Regions from separate parts of the Mus musculus genome. Here region 1 is linked to region 2. The links are chromatin contacts, found by POLR2A ChIA-PET in ENCODE. All regions are on one chromosome and are shown on one strand. Each heading gives the region's core, a stretch centred on a gene start or an enhancer-like site at or near the end of the contact. The rest is flanking DNA. Distances are from core to core; before and after follow the strand shown. Region 1 overlaps Prkci (protein kinase C, iota). Region 2 holds the start of Phc3 (polyhomeotic 3).

What was found. ChIA-PET counts read pairs that join two places held with the same protein, here RNA polymerase II (POLR2A).
Region 1: POLR2A ChIA-PET joins it to region 2 with 69 read pairs in Patski. The contact joins the enhancer-like site here to the promoter of Phc3 in region 2. POLR2A ChIA-PET finds 5 or more read pairs at or near these places in 3 of 5 experiments (Patski and embryonic stem cell).

Annotation. Positions count from the first base shown.
Region 1 is chr3:31,019,525-31,024,611 of GRCm38, forward strand. All of the region lies in intron 2 of Prkci (protein kinase C, iota), which reads left to right. Among named protein-coding and RNA genes, the nearest start is that of Mir7008, 17 kb to the right of the region's middle. Within about 2 kb of position 3,432, at least 1 of the 3 ENCODE cell types and tissues checked has a DNase peak (open chromatin) inside an H3K27ac peak, as active enhancers do.
Region 2 is chr3:30,967,969-30,973,038 of GRCm38, forward strand. It overlaps Phc3 (polyhomeotic 3), which reads right to left and starts at 1,447. Exons shown (of 15, transcript NM_001165954.1): 1 at 1,406-1,447. The coding sequence starts at 1,419. It also overlaps the pseudogene Gm2979.

The DNA.
Region 1 (5,087 bases), core at 2,182-4,681, 54 kb after region 2:
GGGCCTGTTTGTTTGTTTGTTTGCTAAAAGCAGGTCTTGTTATGTGGTCCTGGCAGACCTGGAACTTGGAGTGACAGGTCCCCACCCCTCACCCCCACCTCCACCCCACCCTGCTTCTTTGGTCTCCTAATGTGAGTGAACTAGTAGGCCACAGTAGCAAACCATTTTAGGTGAACAGTAAACTATCACTAAGTATGTTCTTGCACAGGACAGGGAATGATGGATGTAAGTTATTTCTCTGATAGTTTTAAAGGTTAGTTCTAACTGAAAGTGATTATAAGGTACAGTATGATGCTTTGTCTTTGGTGTGTGTGTGTTTAATGTATATGGGTGTTTGCTTACATGTATCTCTATGCACCATATGCATACAGTGTCTGAGCTGGCTAGAAGAGGGTTTTGGATCCCATGGAACTGCAGTTACATTTTTAGCCACTATGTGGTTACTGGAAATAGAACCCAGGTTCTCCAGGATGGGGCTGTTTCTGTGACAAACTGACCTTTTTTTTTTTTTAAAGAATTGTAGAAGACTTTGGGATTTTGAAAAGTTACATTTGAATGCTGTAAGCAGGGTTAAGTAGTCCATCCTAGAAGAGCTTGGAAGACAGCAGTGCTGAGAGCAGTGTGGGCTGTGTAGGCCCTGCTCAAAATGGTTCAGAGAAGCACTATTAGCAATGGCGCCAGCGAAACTATTCCTGTGGCTGGCTGCTTTGGCAAAGAATGTGGCTTCTTTCTTCTGTAGTTCCAAGAATTTGCCTGAGGCTCACGTGAAAAGAAAACTTGTTGGAGGATGAGGTTTCATGACGACCTGCTCTTGTGCAGGTCTCTAGTGAAAAGAGCAAGTGGGACAAGCAAGAGAAATACATAACTACAGTTGAAGAGAAAAACGGGAGGCAATGTAATGTTGTGGCCAAGGCTTGTGCTGAAAGAGGAGAGAGGATTAAGACTGCTCTTCCAGAGGTCCTGAGTTCAGTTCCCAGCAACCACATCATGGCTCACAGCCATCTGTGATGGGTTCTGACGCCCTCTTCTGGTGTGTCTGAGGACAGCAACAGTGTACTCACATAAAATAAATAATAAATAAATCTTTTTTTTTTTTTTTTAAGAGAGGCCCAGGACCCAGGCGGTCACCCGACCTTCCAGCTTTAGAGTAATGAAAAAACCTGAGGAAGGGTTATGGAAACTTCTCCACAGTTAAGGAGAACCACTGAGGGCACTGGGGCAAGAGAGTTAGTTCCGGCATGGAAGTCACAAGATGCCATTGTGTGAAGTTGTGAAAGCGACTGGATTGTTAGAGACCCCTAGATGTTAGAAGTGCCAGAGTCGTGGGAGATCTGCCAAGGGATGTGCACACATGGAGTGGAGCCAGCCTGGGAGTATCTTGCAGGCAACAAAGCTAAAAGGGCGGACCCATTCAAGACTTGCAGTTTGCCCTGCTGTAATTTAGTCTAGTGGTTCCTCTCTATGCCCTCATAACTACCTTTTTGAATGACAATATATATTCTGTGCCATTGTATGTTAGAAATATGCAAATTTGTTTTATTTTCTAGAGGGTTACAGTTAAAAGTTTGACTTGAGTCTCAGAAGAGACTTTTGACTTTTAAGCAGTGTTGAACATGAACAATTTTGGGGACCTTTGAAGTTGGACTAAATGCATTTTGCCTTATGATATGGCCATGAGCCCAAGGGGGGCAGGGAGTGGAAAGTGGATTTAAATACAGTGAACTGTTTCTGCATCTTGTCAGGTTATTTTACACAGTTGGATCTTTCATATTAACATTTTGTTTGAAGCCTGCTGCTTATTTGCTTCTTTTTATAGCTAAAAACAAACAAACAAAAGGGCTGTGTGGAAAATAAGAATAAGCCTACTGGTCAATATCCAGATTTTATTAATTCTTTAATTACCTCAAAATTAACTACAATGAGCAAATACTCAGAATGTACTTGTATTTTATTTTAGACATTTAGAATTTGGTAATAGTGTTAGCTTTGAAAAATACCTTTCCTGGTCATTTTTGTTTTGTAATGACTTACATAGAGTGCTTTATGCATCAAACATATGGTCGAAAAAGGTCACATGTATCACGCAGGCCCTCAATCCAAGAAAAACAGAACAGGTTCAATGTGTGTGGTGTCTGTGCAGGGGTAAGTTAATGTATGGTTAACTAACAGGTTGAATGTGTGTGGTGTCTGTGCAGGAGTAAGTTAATGTATGATTAACTCACCGTCTTCTCACAAACCCCCTCAGAGCCTAGCTCATCATGACATTAGGTCCACAGTCCAAAGATGGTCATCTAATCCTGTGTCTTGCCCATCTATGGTTTGGGTTCCTTGACTGCCTCTCTGCTAGTTCTAAAGATCCATGAAATGGTGACAGGATAGTAAACTAGAGACAGGAGTAGTATAGTAGCTACCCCTAGTCACCAAGAGGGGAAGGTTCTGGTTCTGAACTATAATAGAATGTATTGTCATTCCCTCAGGAAAGCTCACTGCTACTCTCTGGGATTGGATCCCATGACTCTTAACATTGATGCTCTGATTCATCCTTCTCTCTTCCTAGGCTCTGTTTTGTAGTTCACTAATTTGCCTAGATTCTCTCCCACAGTTGAAAGACATAGCTCTTCATTTTGAACATTGTAGACCACCTGTGTATGGAGTTGTAACTGTTCATTGGACAAAAGCCATACTCACATCAGACTCTTCTAGACAAGGACTACATGTGTCTGAGGTTTGGGGACTAGAGAAATGGCTCATCAGTTGAGGGCACTGGCTACCTTACAGAGGACCCAGGTTTAATTCCCAGCACCTTCATGACATCTCACAACTATCTGTAACTACAGTTCCAGGGGATCTGACACTTTGACATATGCACATTCAAGAAGACACCACACCAATGCATATAAAAATAAAAATAAATTATTTTACAAAAAGAAAAGCCATTTGCTACTTTGGCCCTTCTGCCCAGTCTTCTGATCTTTGTATTTGCAGCCACTGATTCTGTAGATGCGTTTTCTGTTTGCTGTATTGCCTTCAGTGAGTGTCACCACACTCGCTCATTCATTTTGTCTATTGTCCGAACCGTTTTCTCTGTCTTCTGGCCTTCACAAGCAGTCCGTGGCTGCCATCTTCTGCCTTTCATGAAATAGAAAAGGCCACGTAAGTCTTCTTTTTGTGCCAGTTCTGGTTAGGTTTTCTATTTCTGTGCAACTTACCTTATAACTTAGTGATTCGAAAACTGACTTTCACAGTTCTGTGACTTATCAGAGCTAATGTTATAAATGTCCACAGAACATAAAAGGGAGTGAGGACTTGGCAGCTGAGTTGGAGAAAAGAACAGACACTGTTTTCTTTGAGACCATGTAGATAGGAAATGGTTTCTCTCAAGTAGTAAGCTGGGTTCTGTGCACTGTGTAATTGAAGATTAGTCAGAGCCAGTGGCATGTAGCATGCAGGAATGTGTCATAAAACCACAGGAATGAGCACCAGAGTAGCAGAGGGGAGGATCCAGTTCAAGCCCAGCTTTGCTCTAAGTGACTTGTTCATTGAGGAATGCACCTCGGATTTCCAGGGATCACTCTGCACTTCGCCTGCTTAGTTGAGAGAGGTGTGTCCTCCTCCCCTTCTGTGTGTGTAACTAAAATTCACCACTTACATTTAAGAGTAGCTGGAGCTGGTGTCCAGCCCTAGGTAGGACATCCTTCCCACCAAAGGCTCGGAACACGTCAGAGGAGGGGCATCTCAGAGGAGGGCTTCAAAGAATGTGAGAGATGCAGGAAGGCGAGGAATGCAACGCTGCCTTTGGGCTGTGCTGTGGCCTCTGCAGCCGAGGACTCACTGCAGCTGTGACCAGTGCAGGGAGGTCAGTCATCATCCCAGCAGAGAGGGCTCAGTGGGCAGCTGTGAACAAAGAAAGAGGCAGAAGGGGAGAAAGGCTCGTGGGGTGCTTCAGAGGAGTGGGAGGGAAAGTGGAGCTGGGGTATACATCATCAGGACGCATTGTTTCTATCTATGCAGTTGTCAAAGAGTAAAAGATGCTTTGTTTAAAGAGAGAAGAGAAACAAAAAGAAGGTGATGGAGAGGTGGGTGAGCAGTGAAGAACACTTGCTGTTCTTTTTGCAAAGGACCCAGGTTCAAATCCCAGCACCCACAAGGTACCTTACAACTGTCTGGAACTCTAGTTCCAGGGGATCTGATGCCTTCTGACCTGCCATAGACACACACACACAGTGCACAGACATATCTGCTAGCAAATATTTGTCAAATAAATCTAAAAAAAATTTTTAGTAGCTCAAGCTAGACTATTCTTAGTCCAGAGTACTTTAGTGGTTTCTTTCTTGTGACTTAATTGACCAAGGTTGTAATATGATACAATATCCATTACAGTCACTGCCTGTGTTAGGGTCCAAGAATCACCAAGGAATGATAACCCAGACTCAAATAGTATGCAAAAGCAAAGAGCATTTTTTTTCCAGCGGAATTTCCTGCATGCAGGGGTCTTTTCATTCAGGAATAGAGACACCGAGTGGGCTCGCAGGCCCAGCTTTTATTGTCAAGGGAATTCCAGTGTGTGTGTGTGTGTGTGTGTGTGTGTGTGTGTGTGTGTGTGTGGTATGTGCCCCTTTACCGTGATTGGTTAGCTCTACTCTAGGGATCCTTCAGGCCAAAGGACAAGGTGTCCTCAGATTGGCTGCCCATGGCTGCGGTTGGCTGACCACAGGTTCCTGGATCCCAGTTCTGTTTGTGGGAAACACAAACTTAGGCCTAGTCTCCCAAACTGTTTGCAGCCTGTCATGGAGTCAGCCTGGCTCTGGCTCAGTCCTCTCACCTGGAAGCCCTACCCATCCATAGTGTGGCAGTGGAACTGCTTTAGCTCCTTTTTAAAAGAAACTAGCAGCCAGGTCTGGTGGCATTAGCTTATAATACCAGTACTTGGTAGACTGAGGCAGGAGGATTGTCTGTTTAAAGCCAGCCCAGGCTATAGAATAAGTTCCAGAGCAGCCTGAGTAAATTACTGAGATCCTATCCCCAAACAGAACAAAACAGGGGTGGGGCTGGCTCTATGCTCTCCGTGTTAGAATGCATGCCAGGCC
Region 2 (5,070 bases), core at 197-2,696:
CTCTAAGGGCTTCCATGCTGTTACAAACTAAAACCACAGTAGCTGTCACCCCAGGCTCAGAAGGCCCCATGAGAATCCACTGGATTCCTCCTTCCTTGTCTGTCTTTTTCTCCTGAGAAATAAAAGTTGAACCGGCTGGCATTCCCACCGTCGACAAGCCTGTAACAAGAACATTTACTTCTCTTTCTTAAAAATCAAAACAAAATAGGGTGTCACTACGTAGCTCAGGCTGGCCTCAATGAGACTCAGGAGTCTCCAGCCACCATAGGCTGTATTAACAGCTCCAATATACAAGGGAGAAAGTAAGGTGAAAGGAAAAACAGATGGGGCTGCTAACTTCTTTTAGTGGGAGCTGAATCACATTTTTAGACGTTCTGCTGTTCATTTCCTTCCAATCAGCAAACCACAGTATCATATGGCACCTGCTCAATACTACACTCAATCAGCAGTAAGGTAAAATCTTGAAACTACTGCGTGTCAAAACACTTTGGCACCGGGACCAATGGCATCCAAGCCACCACCGTAAACCCTGGCCTTTCAAAGTCTTATTCTGCTCAGCTGTGCTCTCAAAGCCCAAAGGCGGGCGAAGAAGACAGTGAGTTCTGACGAACCAAAAATGGTCAGGGAACCTAGACAGTAATTCTAAACATTGGATGTGTGCAACTGGGCAAACCATCGCTTTACATTTCGAGGCCTGGTACAAAAGAACACTTTCGGGGAGCGCACGGGCTTGGCACGGAAATACTTGCCGCGTTCAGCTCTGGCACTCCAGAGGCCTACCCGGGAACCTGAAGTTTCAAGTCGCCAACTGAGCATAGCATCACAGCGCTACCCAAGAATGCGGCCCTCCAGGGAGGGAGGCTCGCCGCCGCAGCCCGAGCCCGGAGGGGGACTGCAAGGAAAGGCCGGGGAGGTGGGGAGCCTCGGCCGTGGGCCGCAGCCGCTGTCCGGACGCCTCCCTGCGCCTCCCCGCGCCCCCGCCGCACGGACGGACGGACGGACGGACAGACAGACGGCTACGGGCCCGCAGGAGCCAGCGCGGAGGCCCGGCGGCGCCTGCCCAGCCGGACACACCTCGGCGGGGACCGCGGCTGGAATGACAGCCCCGGCCGAGCGCCGCAGGGCTCGCGTCCCGGGAGAGCCCGGAGACTAGGGTCCCCCGGGTAGCTGTGCGCTTAGGACCACACAGCCCCGGGACCGCACGGCGCAGCACGCACTCCCGAGGGGAGGCTGGCTGGACCTGCCATCCTCCTCCCACAGTCGGGCTTCTCCACCACGCCGTGGCTCCCGCCTCGCCTCCGCCCTGCACCGCCAGCCTCGGAGCCCCAAGAGCTGCCTCGGGGGAACGTGTCGCAGCCCTCACTCGCCCCCCGGTTACGACATCAGTCACCAGCAAGTCACTCACTCCGCTTCCGCCATCTTCTCTCCTCCATCACTAACACGAAGTGCGCATGCGCCTCCTTTTCCCCCTGCAAGAGCCAAGAGCCGAGGGGCGGGATCTGGGGGGCGGGGGGCGCAGAGGTCACGTGAGGCCAGCGACTGCCAGGCTCCCTCCCACCTCAACTCTCTCTGTGAGGTGGCCTGTGTTTCCCTAAGTGGTCCTTCCCAGACACCCTCTATTTCTATGGCTCAGAATCTTTGTCTTAGCCCGGGGTCTGCGACGAATATAGAAAAAGTTCTGCTTAGCGCTGGAAATGTAGAAGTTGCTAGAATACTTTCAGAAACGTGCATCAAGTCTTAGGTTCAATACCCAGCCCCACATAAACCAGACATGGCTAGGCCCTTAGAAAGTGTTGTTTTGAATAAAAATTCAAAGTCATCCTAGACTATATAATGTAAAACAGAAACCCCATGATCCTGGTTCTATAAGAAAGCAGACTGAACAAGCAGCAGCCCTCCACAGCCTCTGCATCAGCCTCTGCATCAGCTCCTGTTTCCAGGTTCCTGCCCTACTTGAGTTCCTGTTCTGATTTCCTTTGGTGATGAACGGTGCTATAGAAGTGTAAGCCAAATAAACCCTTTCCCTCATGTCCTGCTTTGGGGATGGTGTCCCCATACCTTGCAAGGGTAAGCTTCTGTTTCCTGAACCTAAGATATCCTGAAAACCATGCTTTTTAACCTCTGCTGAATTTGTAACCCCATGATGTATACTCCTTTGCCTTGCTAAACTCCTGAACATCTCTGATGACTCCCCTTCCATATAGTGTCTTACCCTTGTATACCTCACAGCCGGCCTTGAGCCCTGAGTCCCCCCATTCTTCTGTCCTGGTGCTAACAGCCAACGCTCTCAACAGCTGTAATCTATCAACCCTAATCCTTGCCCCACAACAGAGACCTCAAAAGCCAGTGAGGGGCTGCTTTCTGAAACCTGAACTTGGATGAGGCAGCCTTTAGCCAGTCTAAGTATAGCTTGCTTAATCAGACAGTTGTGGAAATGTTTTTCCCCACCTCGGGTCTAACAGAAATTTTAAGGCTAGCCTGGGATATGTAAGACTGTGTTTAAAAAAAAGAAAGAAAGAAAGAAAGAAAGAAGAAAAATTAACTACAACTATAAAACATTAAAAATATGTATCCAAAATAGTCTGAAAAGTGGATTTTGTAGACATACATACACAGTGTGACTTTGCTTCATAGATCCAAGAAATAAGCAAATCTCTGTTGCTCTTGACTGAGAAAGAAGCATAGTGATCGTAAACAGTGTCTCCTATTTCCTGAGATGAAGTGCACTAATCTCAGTGTCTCAGGGTTCCATTGCTGTGATGAAACACCATCCCCAAAGCAGGTCATGGGAGAACGAGTTTATTTGGCTTACACTTCTATATCACCGTTCATCACCAAAGGAAGTCAGAACAGAAACTGAAGCAGGGCAGGAGCTGATGCAGAGGTCATGGAGGGCTGCTGCTTACTGGCTTGTTCAGTCTACTTTCTTATAGAACCAGGATCACCAGCCACAATAGGTGGGGCCTGCCCACATTGATCACTAAGAAAATGCCCTACAGGCTTGCCTACACACTGATATTATTAAGATAGTTTCTCAGTTGGGGCTCCCTCCTCGCCAATGACTTTAGCCTTGTGTCAAGTTGGCATAAAATTAGACAGTACAACTGACCCCTTAGCAGTTTGACACAGAGACACATCACTGTTAAGCCACAAATTTTCCTTTCTTTCCCATCCCTGAGATCACACATAAAGACATCACAATATAAAACATTTTACAAACTTAGAAAGTCCCATAGGCTTTAAAAATTCAAACACTTACAAATCCAGGCTCTGTAAAATATCCAGTCTCTTTTAAAATCCAAAGTCTTTTAAAAACCTAATGTCTCTCAACTGTGGGTGCCTATAAAATCAGAAATACGTTTAAAACCTCCTTACTTCAAGAAGGAAGACCCAGAGCACAATCAAATCAAACCCAAACCAAACTCCAACTGTATAAATAGCACAGTATTTGATGTCTCAGACTCACTCACAATCTCCTGTGCTCCTCCTAAGAGCTTGGATCAAGTCTCTGACTCCACCTTCAGCAGCAACACAACCTGTCTTCCGGTATCCAGCTGACTCCGTGGTTGCTGTTGTTCTTGCTAATCATCTCATGGTACTGGCATCTCCAAAATGCTGGTGTCTTCTACCACAACTGGGCTGCACTTTCAACCAACAGCCTATCTGAGGCTCTCTTCTTGGTGCCAAGCCTCTACTTTCCTCGTGACCCCTTCAGACCTGAGCCTTCAACTGCTGCTGAGGTTGCACCTTCACCAATGGCCTCTCCTGGACTTTCCCAGTGCCATGACCCCTTCATGCTACAAAACCAGTACCACCTAGGTGAACCCTACTTTACCAAGTTCAGCTGTTCACATGAGGTGCAACCTTTGTGACCTCTCTGTGTGAGAGAGAGAAAGGGGACTTCCTAGAGTGGCTTACAGGCTGTGGTCCAACAATGCTGTCTACAACAGAGGCTCCAAGAATCCAGTAGTTGTTCAGTCCACAAGGCTGGATGTCTCAGCTGATCACCAGTATACACTGGCATCCCAAAGACGTCACCTCTAATGCCAGTGAAGGAATGGCCTGGCCAACCAAGACTGAGGACAAAGCAGGCAGAGAGCGTCCTTTTTCCACGTCCTTTACATAGACTTCCAGCAGAGCTTGTGACCCAGATTGAAAGTGGATCTTCCCCCTTCAAAGTTTCAAATTAAAAGTGGGTCTTCCAACTTCAAATGGGATTAATTAAGAAAAAAAAATCCCTCAAAGGTGTACCCAGCCACTGGGTTTTAGTTAATTCCAGATGTGGTTAAGCTGACAACCAAGAATAGCCATCACTCAATAACTGAGAAACGCAGCACTACTCACTATAAGCCCGTCTTAAAGCGCGATGTGGTTGAATGGGAACTATATTTAACCTCAGAAGGGAGAATATCATTTCCTGTATGGGCTTAAAATGTCCCTTTTCATCCTTTTTTCAAATCTGATAGCAATTTAAAAAAATTATTTTGTATCTGTCTCAGGTCTACTAAAACTATCCTTAAGGAAAGCTTTATATACTAGTTAAGGTGAATGAAGAACTGTATATTTGAGTGAATGCAGCATAAAATGTCATTCTACGCATTAGAATAAAAGTGTATGGACTTACCTTCTCTTACTTGAAAGGAAGGTGCTATCACCAAACTCAAATACTATAGAAACAAAAATGTTTCTATAGCCTGCTACCTCTCACACACTCTTCGGAATGACCAGCCTGTTGGTCACGTGCTCCTCGGTCTTATCTTCCTCTGTATACATGTGGGTGGTAGTATACAGTAGACACTGTTAGCTGTTTCTCCTCAGGTGATGAATAATGACAGCACAGAGCAGGAGATCGGCTGCAAGGGCACTTGGGTGTCATGTGATCTGCTGCAAGGGCATTTAGATGTCATGTGATCCATGGATCCATGCTCATCGCAGAATGCGTATGGTTCCCTTCCACACCCCACTCAGACGTGTTGTTCGCATGTGCCTTGAGACCTCAGTGCAAGTGGATAAAGTACTCAAGAGGCTCTCAAAGATTCTGTGAAGCCCCGTTTCTACTCAGCCTTTTTA